Regions from separate parts of the Mus musculus genome. Here region 2 is linked to region 1. A link is a loop called in an ENCODE intact Hi-C map of the cell type or tissue named here. Cell type or tissue: left cerebral cortex. All regions are shown on one strand. Links, peaks and the distances in the headings refer to the core of each region. The heading gives the core; the rest is flanking DNA. Region 1 overlaps Gm42072 (a long non-coding RNA gene). Region 2 overlaps Wwc1 (WW, C2 and coiled-coil domain containing 1).

Region 1 (5,371 bases), core at 77-5,076:
ACCTGTCTTTCTATCTGCTTATCTATCTGTCTGTCTGTCTGTCCCATTTATTTGGCCTGGATTCTTTTAAATGGTAGCAAAGGGGAGTCATTCATTTCAGTGTCATAAGTGTTGTACTGTGGTATGCAGAACAGGTAGTGAGGCAGCTGAAACAGTCTCATAAGTGAGATGAAGAGGAGGCTGAGGGAGCCTTGAATCTAAGATAGAGAGGTATCAGCACCCCAGAGGAGGATCCGGAGGTAAGCTGAGCATCGGGAGTTTCAGACGACTCTCCCATGTCATTCACCATGCAGGTGGGAACCGCTTAATGAACAGCACTCATCTGGAAGGTGGAGGTATCAGACTCAAAGACCCCGTGTCCATAACTTCTTCTAGATATCTGGCTAATTGGTGCTTTGCCCAGAGGCCCTCCTGAGATCTCCAATGCTCTGTCTTCCTGGTCATCCAGTCAGTTTCCAAGTGGCCTCTATGAGCAGAAAGGGAGGCGTGGTTAGCCTCACTTAAACCAGGCCTCAGGAGTTGCCCAGAAAGGAACGTGGCCCCAGAAGCATCTCTCTGATGTACTGGGTGGGGTTATCATCCTCAGAAGGAGTGGGTAGAGGTAGCTGTGGGCTGTGGAACCTGGAGCTGCGAAACAAAAGAGGAAGATGTCTCACCAGGTAGATGCACCTGCAAAGTGGTACAGGGAGTTGCCCCAGACCATGGGGACTCAGTCCAAGACTTCTCTGCCCCTGTAGCCTCAGAAGATTTTCACAGGCTAGAGAACATATTCTCTTTAGGGTCCACCATCTTTGAAATATCCCTTAGTTTTCTGATATATCCCTGAGGATCCAGCCCCACATTGTAAACCACAGAGGTACATCCTAGGAGGACAGAAGCAAGCCTGGCTGGCTGAAAAGTCCCTTACCTCTCCTCAAGCTAGGACAATGATTGATGGAGGGTCCTGGAGCCCAATGGTTCTCTAAGGATAGACACTGTGACATCAGCATGCCTGGGGACCAGTTCTGATAACTGCCCACTAAATGTAGAAATGAGGCTGGAGATGTGGCTCAGTGGTGTACAGCACCTGCCTAACTAACCTATGCTAGACCCTGGGTTCCATCCTCAGAATTCCAAAAGGGGACAAAAAGTGTGGAAAGTGGCCAAGTGGTAGTGATCACCTTTAGACCTGGCATTCTGGAAGCAGAGACAGGCAAATCTCTTTGAGTTCAAGGTCAACCTGGTCTATAACCAAGTTCCAGGCCATCCAGGGAGACGTGGTGAGACTGTCTTTAAAAAAAAAAAATTAGTGTGAGGGAGGGAGGACTGGAGAGAGATGGTCCAGTGGTTACAGAACTCGGCTACTCTTCCAGGGAACCCTGGTTCAATTCCTAGTATCCACAGAGCAATATTTCTAATCCCAAGGGATACAATGCCCTCTTCTGGCCTCTTCGGATACTGAACACATATGGTCCACACGCATATAGGCAGGCAAAACACCAAATTAATATTTTAAACTGTAGAAACCAGAAAAAGTTACAGGTACCAATTAGATAAAAAGTATTAGCTGCTTAAAGAGACAACTCAATACAAATTAACACCCCATCAAAAAAAGCCCATTTCACTTAGTAGTGTTACTGCTTCAGGGGTGAGCCACCTGAGGGTTAAATGAAACGCGGTAAACACTTAATATTACTTGTTGTTTGGGTTTTTTTTTTATCATATTTGTTCCAAGCACAGGTTTGGGTTTTTTTGTTTTTGTTTGGTTTGGTTTGGTTTGGTTTGGTTTTTTTGAAGAGTGGGGAGGGGAGCTCTCATGCAGCAGCTAGGCAGGATTAGGGGATTGGGACTTCACCCCCCCCCACACACACACACACACACACACCCCCCGCACATTGTGTGTCACCTTGTCAAGAGCCCCTCCCCTCCCACCCTCCCAGGTCCAGGCAGCTGCAGCAAGTGCTTTCAGCATCTGACCCGTGTTCACGGCCTTAAGGGATTGTCAGAAAGAGTGACATTTAGAAGGTCGAGGGTCTCAGCAACTTGAAGTCTGCCTGTCCGACTAGGCGGAATCAGCTCGAGCATTTATCCATTTATCGACATCCCGAGTCACCAGGCACGGCTCGTCCCCGGCACTGTCAGAAGTGGACGATGCAAAGATGAATAAAACTTGCCCAGAAAGCGCTCCGTCAGGGGTGAGACGAACTCCCAAGACAGTCGTGGGATACAGTGGGGTCAGAGCTGGTGGGAAAGTTGACAGACTAGAGCAAGAAGCCCTGAGAAGACCCTGTTGTCTCCATGGACATCTAATCTAGACACCAGCCGACAAGGCCAGGAAATGAGATGATGCTAAAATGAGTCAGAGTCCTCACAAATGGAGAGAGTACAAGTAGATCGCCTGAAGGTAGGAAGGCTACAGAGGGGCTAGCTGTGACATCACATGAGGGAGATGTAGCGCAGGAATAGAAGTTTGCCCGGCAAGCACAAAGGCCCTGGGTTTCACCTCAGCACCAGGGAACGAGATGCAGGAATCATCTGGGAGCCTTTGACAGAAGCCCCTAGGCCCATTTAGTCAGGATTTCTCTAAATTAGAAGCCAGGTGTAGAGCCCCTGGGCATCTTCACTTGCCAGCAGCATGAGGGACAGAATTAAAAACCGGAGGGGCGGGACGCAGATAAATTCCTCCTCACTCCGCGGGCGGAAGGAACAGGCGTGAGACTCGGGCTAGGAGCTGAGCTAGGAGTTGGTGACAGTGTCCAAAGAGTTGAACTAAAAAGCAGGAAATCTGCTAAGACCTTGCTCTGGGTCCTTCACCTTCTCCAGCCCCTAGAGGAAAGGACACTCACTATTCAGGAGGCGGACGAGGTGGGGGACTATTAATAAGGACTGTTCTGCTCCGTCCTGCGCACACCCAGGCCCCACATTGAATGCTGAGACAGCTAGGCAGCCTTGTTCTGTTCCCGCAGCCCTCGCCACTTCAAATGCTGTCTACATCTATTCTCCAACGCCGCGCTTTCCCAAGCCGTGAGCTCCTCCCTTTGGCCACCAGATGGCAGACTTTCCCGCTAAATCTTGCTAGGCTCTCTGTTTGCCGAGAGAGGCTTTCCAACTCAGGGGTGAGCTACAAGACTCTGGATAGGGAGAAGCCCGGTTGCATAGCAGCCAGGAAACAGACCGACCGATTCTCCTTGCCGCTTCTCAAGCACCAGCCGGGTACATTCCCAAACGTCCTTCGCATCCCTAGTCGTGACCTCACTTTTTCTCGTTCCTAAAATAAATATAAAAGCATTGCGGTAGTCTCGGCACTTAGAGGTGAAGGAGCAACAGACAGGGAATTCAAAGCCAACCTGGGCTATGTGTGAGAAAGTATGAAGAGGAAGCTTCGGTTGAAATTCCAGTTGCACCCCCCTCTCCAGCTAAGTCTGAGCACTTTCCCCAACTTCTTCTCTAAGAAGTGGAGATAAGAACACCTCACCCTAGCACCCTGCGGTTTAAAAAAAAAAAAAAAAAAAAAAACTTGTACAAGGAAGCCGCTGGCTAGTGCTTTGTAGCAAGCTATTTTCAGCCTTCTTAAAAAGATCGCTGGCTCTCCACCCACCTTAGATTTAGTGAGGCGTTACCTCCAACCTCTCTCCCCTTCCCTCCTCTGCCTCTTCTCCCTCTGAGCCCAATCCCAGGGGGATGTAAAAATGACCTCATGCATTCACAGACCCTGTCATTCAAATTAGCTGACCTCATTTGAACCTCCCACACACTGGGGGGCAGATGAGGAAACTGGCCTAGAGAGGCCACTAACAGAGTAAACCCCACAGGCAGAGCCCACCCCTCCATAGCCGGATCTGTCTCCTGCTATTGGTAACTATCTCTGACCTGCAGGGTTGGCCACTCCCTCCAGAAGCCCTTATCTCGGCCTTATCTCCCACAAAAGCTGTTTTTATCCTGAGGTGAGAGCCCTTGGCCTGATGAAATCTGTTGTGTTTACAAATGACAGGAATTAGACAAATTCCTGTTGTAAAAAAAATTTTAAGAGAGGATGAAGGCTAGAAACAGACCCCAAAGGGTATCACGGTATTAACCAAGAGATTTGTGCTCATCAGTGACGGAACCTGAATTTAAAGGAACACTAGGAAGGCACGAGCATGGCTGATTTCAGGCATGGGAGGTTCTAGGGCTGAAAGGAAGTCCACAAGGTGCCATCTTGACTCCAACACTCATGTGGCCTTTTTCTCCCAGAGAGGTTTCCTCCACGTATTGCTTCATCCCAAGTCTGCATCCTTACCAGCAACCATGGCAACAGCAGAGAGACCCTGCTCCTCCCTCTGTTGCTAGGAAGACCTTTAATTGTCTGGTTGCAATTGGTGAGAAATGGGAGGACTCCCAGGAGGATCACTGCCTAGGTAACACACAGGGGCTGCAGACTCACTCCTGGTCCTTTCTGTCCCGGTAGGGCTGGACACATTTGGGTGCTCAAGAAAAGGAGGTGGGCGCTGGGGGAGTAGGGATGGAGACACAAACCAGCCATTCAGGAGCGGGGGCACTGTCACCTGGCTACACGATAGTGGAGGAGCTATGAAAAAAAGGCAGGACCCTGGCTCAGCCTCGCTGGGCATAGAGTGAAAAGGAGAGGCTTTGCAAGCATAAGCTGCAGCAAACTGGAATAGCCCAAAAGGCAGCCGGCAAAGCTTCCCAGCAAACCTCAACCCACATGCCCTTAGCACGCCCTTTCTCCCTGTCCTCTGGGAAGGGAAGGCAGGAAGTCTACACTCAACACTAGCCAGAGGAGCTTGTCCCCTGGACAGGTCCGTGTCATCTTGGTGTGACAGGAAGTCCTCCATTCTTTTCTTCTGAATCTGGCTCTCCTTCACACTTTTGGGAGGCATGCTGACCTGTCTCTGTGGGCAACTGTCAGTGAGGCTCTGCTCATTGGACCATCCTGTATTCTAGAGCAATCTTTTTTTAAGCTCTGAGATAGCGACACTTGGGGTCAGGTGGCTTTTCATTTCTGGAAGGCTAGCATGTGACTTACAAGAGATTTGATGTTTCTAACACACTATACATTTGCATTTACATATACATCATATACCCATATGAGCATATGTGTATGCATATATACAGACGCAGACGCAGACGCAGACACAGATACAGATACAGATACAGATATGGGGGAGAAAGAGAGAGCAGCAACTCTGGCCTCTACCTACTAGATTCCATACTTATATACCTTATATCACCACCCCCCACCCAGCTGTGACAGCCCTTCTGACACTTCCAAATGTCCCCTAGGATGTTATAACTTTCCCCATTGGAAAACCATTGTCCCCTGTGTTCTGTCCCCAGCCCCCTTTTCCTCCTCTCATTCCTGCAAGCTTCAGATTTCCGAAAAGAAAAGCCT
Region 2 (5,371 bases), core at 196-5,195, 140 kb after region 1:
GACAGAAGGTAAATGTCATCTTCAACCAAGTTTGAGGCCAGCCTTACTACATGAAGACCCGTGTCAGAAGACACTTAGATATGTGTATTCATAGACGCTGAACATGGTGGTATAATGGCTGTAAAATTAGCACTCGGGAGGCTGCATTCAGGATGTGAGTGGGTGATGTAGTGAATTCAAAGCCAGCCTGGGTTATATTGCAAATTTATCTTTAAAAGGGAAGGGGATGGGATGTATAAATAGGTGAGGTGACGTGCACCTAGTCCCAACTCCTTGAGTGGCTTAAGCTCACCAACCTGGGCAACATAGTGAGACCCCCATTAGGAAGTTCCTCCTCTATCTCACGGAGACCTTATTTGCCCCAAACAGGGAGGTGCCCAGATCAGCCTGGCCGAGGTCTGCCGGTCTGGGGAGAGGTCAACGCGCTGGTACAATCTCCTGAGCTACAAATACTTGAAGAAGCAGTGCAGGGAGCCCCAGCCAACAGAAGCTCCAGGGCCAGACCATGTGGTAAGTGCGCTAAGTGAACTGATTGCGGGCAACATTCTCACCCCCACCCCTGCTGCATCCCATGGACTGGAACCAAGCTTACAGTGTGGGAGGAGGGGAGCCCAGAGTAAGGGGAAACGGAAACAGGCGGGAAGAGAGGGCCAAGAATGGTCTTCCATAGAGGTCATGACCCAGCTCCCTAATAGCTTTCTTTCTATATTCTATCGTACCTTATATTATATATTATATTATAAAAAAATCCTTGAAGTATTTACAAAGTGGTGTAGAGAGGGTAATATAAGATATATGAGTGTTTCAGGAGATGGAGCCAACCGAACACACATGAGAACCTGAATCTAAGAAGTGCAGAAGGAAGGAGAAAGCTAGGGATAGAACATAGAACTTTCTTGAGAACCTGAATTAGGAAAAGTTGGCCCTTTGGGGCTAGATGACAGATGGGCGGGACATGTCACACCTCTCAGCCTCTGAGCTCCCCCCCCCCCCCACCTTTTTTCATGTCTAGTAAGGGGCTTGATAAGATTTTGGGGAAACTTTGAAGAAATGGATACAGTGAGCCCTTGTTGCAAGTTGTAAATGGCACCTGGCCCGTTTTGAGTCACTTGAAAAATGTTTTCTTTGCTTTGATTTGAAAGTATGCGCCTGTAATGAAAGAGGCAGAAACAGAAGGATCACTGGGAGTTTGAGGCCAGCCTGGTCTACAAAGCAAGTTCTAGGGCAATCAGGGCTACGCAAAGAGACCCCGTTTCTAAACCAAAACCAAAAGAGACAAGCATCCGATAAGCTGCCTGTAACTCATGGCTTCCTTCTGCAAACCATGGTGGCCGTGTGGTCCAGTAAGCTGCTCTGTATGAGCAAACCACCTATCTTGGTCCTTGGTTAATTTTGGATCTTTCTTCCCTTCCTGGAAAAACTTGTCAGTAGTTTCAGGCTGGGGTTGGGGGGGGGGGGGGGCCAAAGAGCTGAGGCTGATGGCAGATGCGATGGGAAAGCTGCACCTTCTGGCTTTGCTTGGATGTCAGCTGCTGTCTACTGAATGCTGTCTACCAGGCTCCCGGTCTGTGTAGATCATCACAATTTATCTTCACAATGACCTTTCCTAGTGCTGATTGGAAGAAATTGTGGGTCAGAGAGATTCAGTCATTCTCTTAGGTCACAGTCTTATAATGACCCCACTCAGTTCCTTCTGGACGTCCTCTATGTGTGCAGCCTCCACCCCTACCCCTACCCCCACCCACACCCCACACCCTTGCCATTGTGTCTCTGTTACCAGATACACAGTGCTTGCCTCTCCCTTGATCCGTATGTCCTTGATGTTTCGTGTGACATGAAGTCTCTGACTGACAACTCTCTGATCTCCTCCAGTCACATCTATAATGCTGTCCTCTCACTGTTAAACTAACTCTGCCAGGTAGGTCCACAGAGAGAGAGAGAGATGCTCTGCGGACTGCCTGATGAGACCAAAACAATACTTCCTGTGCTGAGTGACCAGAGGCCAGATGTTTGGCTGCACCAGCCTTTGGGATGCTCCCTGTGTTCTCTAGGAGGGTGACTTGGCTGGGATGCCTGGTAGGTATGGTAGCACCCAGGATCCCTGCCGACCTGGCGGACTCTGTCTCTGTAGGACGCTGTGTCTGCCTTGCTAGAACAGACAGCCGTGGAGCTAGAGAAGAGGCAGGAGGGAAGAAGCAGCTCCCAGACGCTGGAGGGCAGCTGGTAAGTGGCACATCCCCTGGGGCTAGACACAGAGGTCCCACATGTAGGTCATGGGCAGGTTCCCCTGAGAGCATCAAAGACCTGCGCTTGCAGTCGCTAGCTTAGCACAGTGGCACCTAAAACCCTTCCCCGGTTTGTGTTCCGTGAGTCCCCTGTGCCTTGCTCCCTCCTGATGTTTTTGTTTGTTTTGGTATGCCGACATTTATTTGTGCTTAAAGCCGACAAAAACAAAAAGCAAAAACAGTCACAGAGGCTCACATCTGCAATCCCAGCACTTGAGAGACGTATACAGAAAGATTGCTGTGAGTTCAAGGCCAATCTAGATGACACACAAAAAAGAAAAATGGGGGCTGGTGAGATGGCTCAGTGGGTAAGAGCACCCGACTGCTCTTTCGAAGGTCCAGAGTTCAAATCCCAGCAACCACATGGTGGCTCACAACCATCTGTAATAAGATCTGACTCCCTCTTCTGGAATGTCTGAAGACAGCTACAGTGTACTTACATATAATAAATAAATAAATCTTAAAAAAAAAAAGAAAAAAAAAGAAAAATGTAAGCTCTACTATAGATTTTAAATTTAAATCATTTGCCGTAAATTGTGCAGTAAGAATTGTACTTGCTTGCTAGGAATAGATGGAAGGAATAAGAGAAAAGGGAAGATTCTGGGTTGGGAATGAAGCTCACTGGCAGAATACTCCCCACACCTCTGTTCAATTCCCACCGCCAGAAGGAGAGGAAGAGGGGGAAGTTGTTGGAGTTTCTTTGTTACTTAAGAATAGGAGGAAATAATTTAATCTTCCAGTCCTCAATGATGCTGGGAACCCAGGCTTTGTCCTCCCCACCCCACCCCACAGCCACTGCCCATGCTTGCTGTCTTCACCATGAGACCTCATTATTGAAGCTGCTTTATAAGGACAAGATGACCGTTGTATGCCCTGCCATGAGGCAGTCATCCACCAGGAAAGATTAAAGATGGATATGCTTGTGTATCTCACAGCCCAGTTCTTCTGCAAGGCACATAGAGCACCTTCCACGTGTTTCTCCTTGGCTCCCCTTGTCCACTCCACTGTGAGGGAGATGGAGAAATGATCACTGTTGCTTAGATGTGAAAATCAAGTCTCTGCCACTGAAGCAAAGAGGCAGGAATGGATCGGAGGCAGAGGAGCTAGCTCCACCTCAGAGGGGAGCTGGAGAAAACCAACAGCTTCAAGGCTTGGCCCCTCCTTATATTTAAAAAGAAAAGCAGGGGTTGGGGGCGGGGGGCATCGAGCTTTGCTGAAGACCTACTCCATAGAGAAGACGGGCCCCACTGTGTGATACAGTGTTCCATACCATGAGGCTCAATGCTGCCGAACTCTTTCACAAGGACAGCAAGATGGCACCACACGCAGCAGCAGCCAAGACCTCTGCTAGGGTCTCAGTGCTGACTTTGTAAAGGGTTTTTTATTTGTCTGTTGTCATTTGAGACAGGGTCTCACTTTAAAGTCCCTGCTGTCCTGGAACTCACTATGTCTATATACCAAACTGGCCTTGAACTCCACCCCCCACCCACCCCAAACCCCGCCCTGAGAGCCACCTGCTTCAGCCTCCCCACTGCTGGAATTAAAGGCATGTGCCACCACATCCAGGTATACTTTTAAAAATCTACATGTAGTAGGGTGATAGTGACACACACCTTTAATTCCAGCACTTGGGAGGCAGAGGCAGGCGGATCTCTGAGTTTGAGGCCAGCTTGGTCTACACAGAGAAACCCTGTCTTGAACACCCCCACACACAAGTAATCGGCAAGTAATTATTGTACACATGCAGGAGACAGCTTCATAATTTAGTAGCTGCAGTATGTCATGGTCACTTTGTTCTTCCAGCTTTTATTCTGTTTTTGAGATAGCACCTGACTATGGAGCCCTGGTTAGCCTGGCAGTCACTCTGCAGACCAGATTTCTGGATAATCCTCTAACCCCTGCCTACACTATGCCCAGTTTCTTTTAATCATTCTTATACACAGCCAGACAGTGCAATTGCATGGCAGAACTTTCCTGTCTGAGTCACGTGGTGCTCACCATGTCACCTCTCTTCTCTTGCAACTACCATTCTCCCTCCTTATCTGTGAGGTCAACTTTTTTGATTCCATACATAAAAGATAGGGGCAGCGTTTGTCTTTCTGCACCTGGCTTCTTTCCCTTAGCCTAAGGTCCTCCAGGTCCTTATCTGTTGTCACCGGTCACGTGTCAGCTATCATGGCTGACTAGCGTTCAGTGTACACAGACCATGCTTGCTAGTGGATACCTTGGCTGCAATGAACAGGGGCTGAGCAGACGTTCTAGTGCAGTCAACACCTAGAAGACACACTCAGTACCTCTTTTCTGTGTTATCATTGTTGGAGTCCTGAATTCTGTAATTGATCTTGGAAGGAGCCTCCCCCTACAATCTTTAACTCCAGGGGCCACCGTATGTTTCCGGGACAGGACCAGATGGTAAATACCATCTGCTGTGGCTACACAGCTTCCGCTATGTCTCTCAAGTTACCTCTACCGTATGAAAGCAGCGTATGAAAGGACCATGAGTAACTAGCAGCCAAGCCTGTGTTCTATCAACAGTCCCATCTATGGATGCTGGAGCTGACATTTCTTAGTACTTGTTCATGCCTCAATAATCGTTGCCCTTTCTATTGAGGTGCTTTAAAAATGGGCTGGGGAGTGTGGGTGAGTTGATAGATACTTGCCTAGCATGCACAAAGTCCTGGGTTCAATTCCCCAGCACTCCATGAACTCGGTGCGATGCCACATAGCCTGTAATTCCAGTGCATGCGCTCTGGAGGTGAAGGAAGGGGGATCAAATTTCAAGGTTATCCTTGGCCACATAATGAGTTCAAGGCTAGCCTGGGATACTCTGAAACGCTGGCATCACCTAAAAATAACTATAAAAGCAATTCACAGCTTCAACTGCCCAGGAGAGAAAGCAGCAGGCTGGACTGGGCCCACTGGTGAGAGTTGCTGACATACACACTCTTTTGCCATCTCTCCCTGTGATGAAGAGCATACCAGGCCACTGGAATCTTGTATTCTTTTGTTTCTGGGTTGGTCACAGTGTCCCTCTCACTCTTTCTATCCCTGGCAACCCCTATGCTGACAGTCACCCAACCTAAGGT

The links. Hi-C counts contacts between places; a loop is a spot of excess contacts. Peaks named below come from ENCODE experiments on the same cell type or tissue, not always from the same donor. Only the 100,000 strongest peaks of a DNase experiment are listed, where the experiment ranks them.
Region 2: a loop joins it to region 1, with 3 times the contacts of the local background. A loop is called at or near these places in 12 of 42 quality-filtered maps.

What each region holds. Positions count from the first base shown.
Region 1 is chr11:35,999,153-36,004,523 of GRCm38, reverse strand. All of the region lies in intron 1 of Gm42072 (a long non-coding RNA gene), which reads right to left. Among named protein-coding and RNA genes, the nearest start is that of Gm42072, 4.0 kb to the right of the region's middle. In left cerebral cortex, for the core only: CTCF peaks have their summits at 1,424 (motif pointing left) and 3,020 (motif pointing right); DNase peaks (open chromatin) are centred at 3,655, 4,258, 4,429, 4,821 and 4 more places; H3K4me3 peaks cover 268 bases.
Region 2 is chr11:35,856,948-35,862,318 of GRCm38, reverse strand. It overlaps Wwc1 (WW, C2 and coiled-coil domain containing 1), which reads left to right. Exons shown (of 23, transcript NM_170779.2): 16 at 370-510; 17 at 2,132-2,223. Among named protein-coding and RNA genes, the nearest start is that of Rars, 25 kb to the right of the region's middle. In left cerebral cortex, for the core only: no CTCF peak of the experiment used is centred there; DNase peaks (open chromatin) are centred at 2,151 and 4,744; H3K27ac peaks cover 402 bases.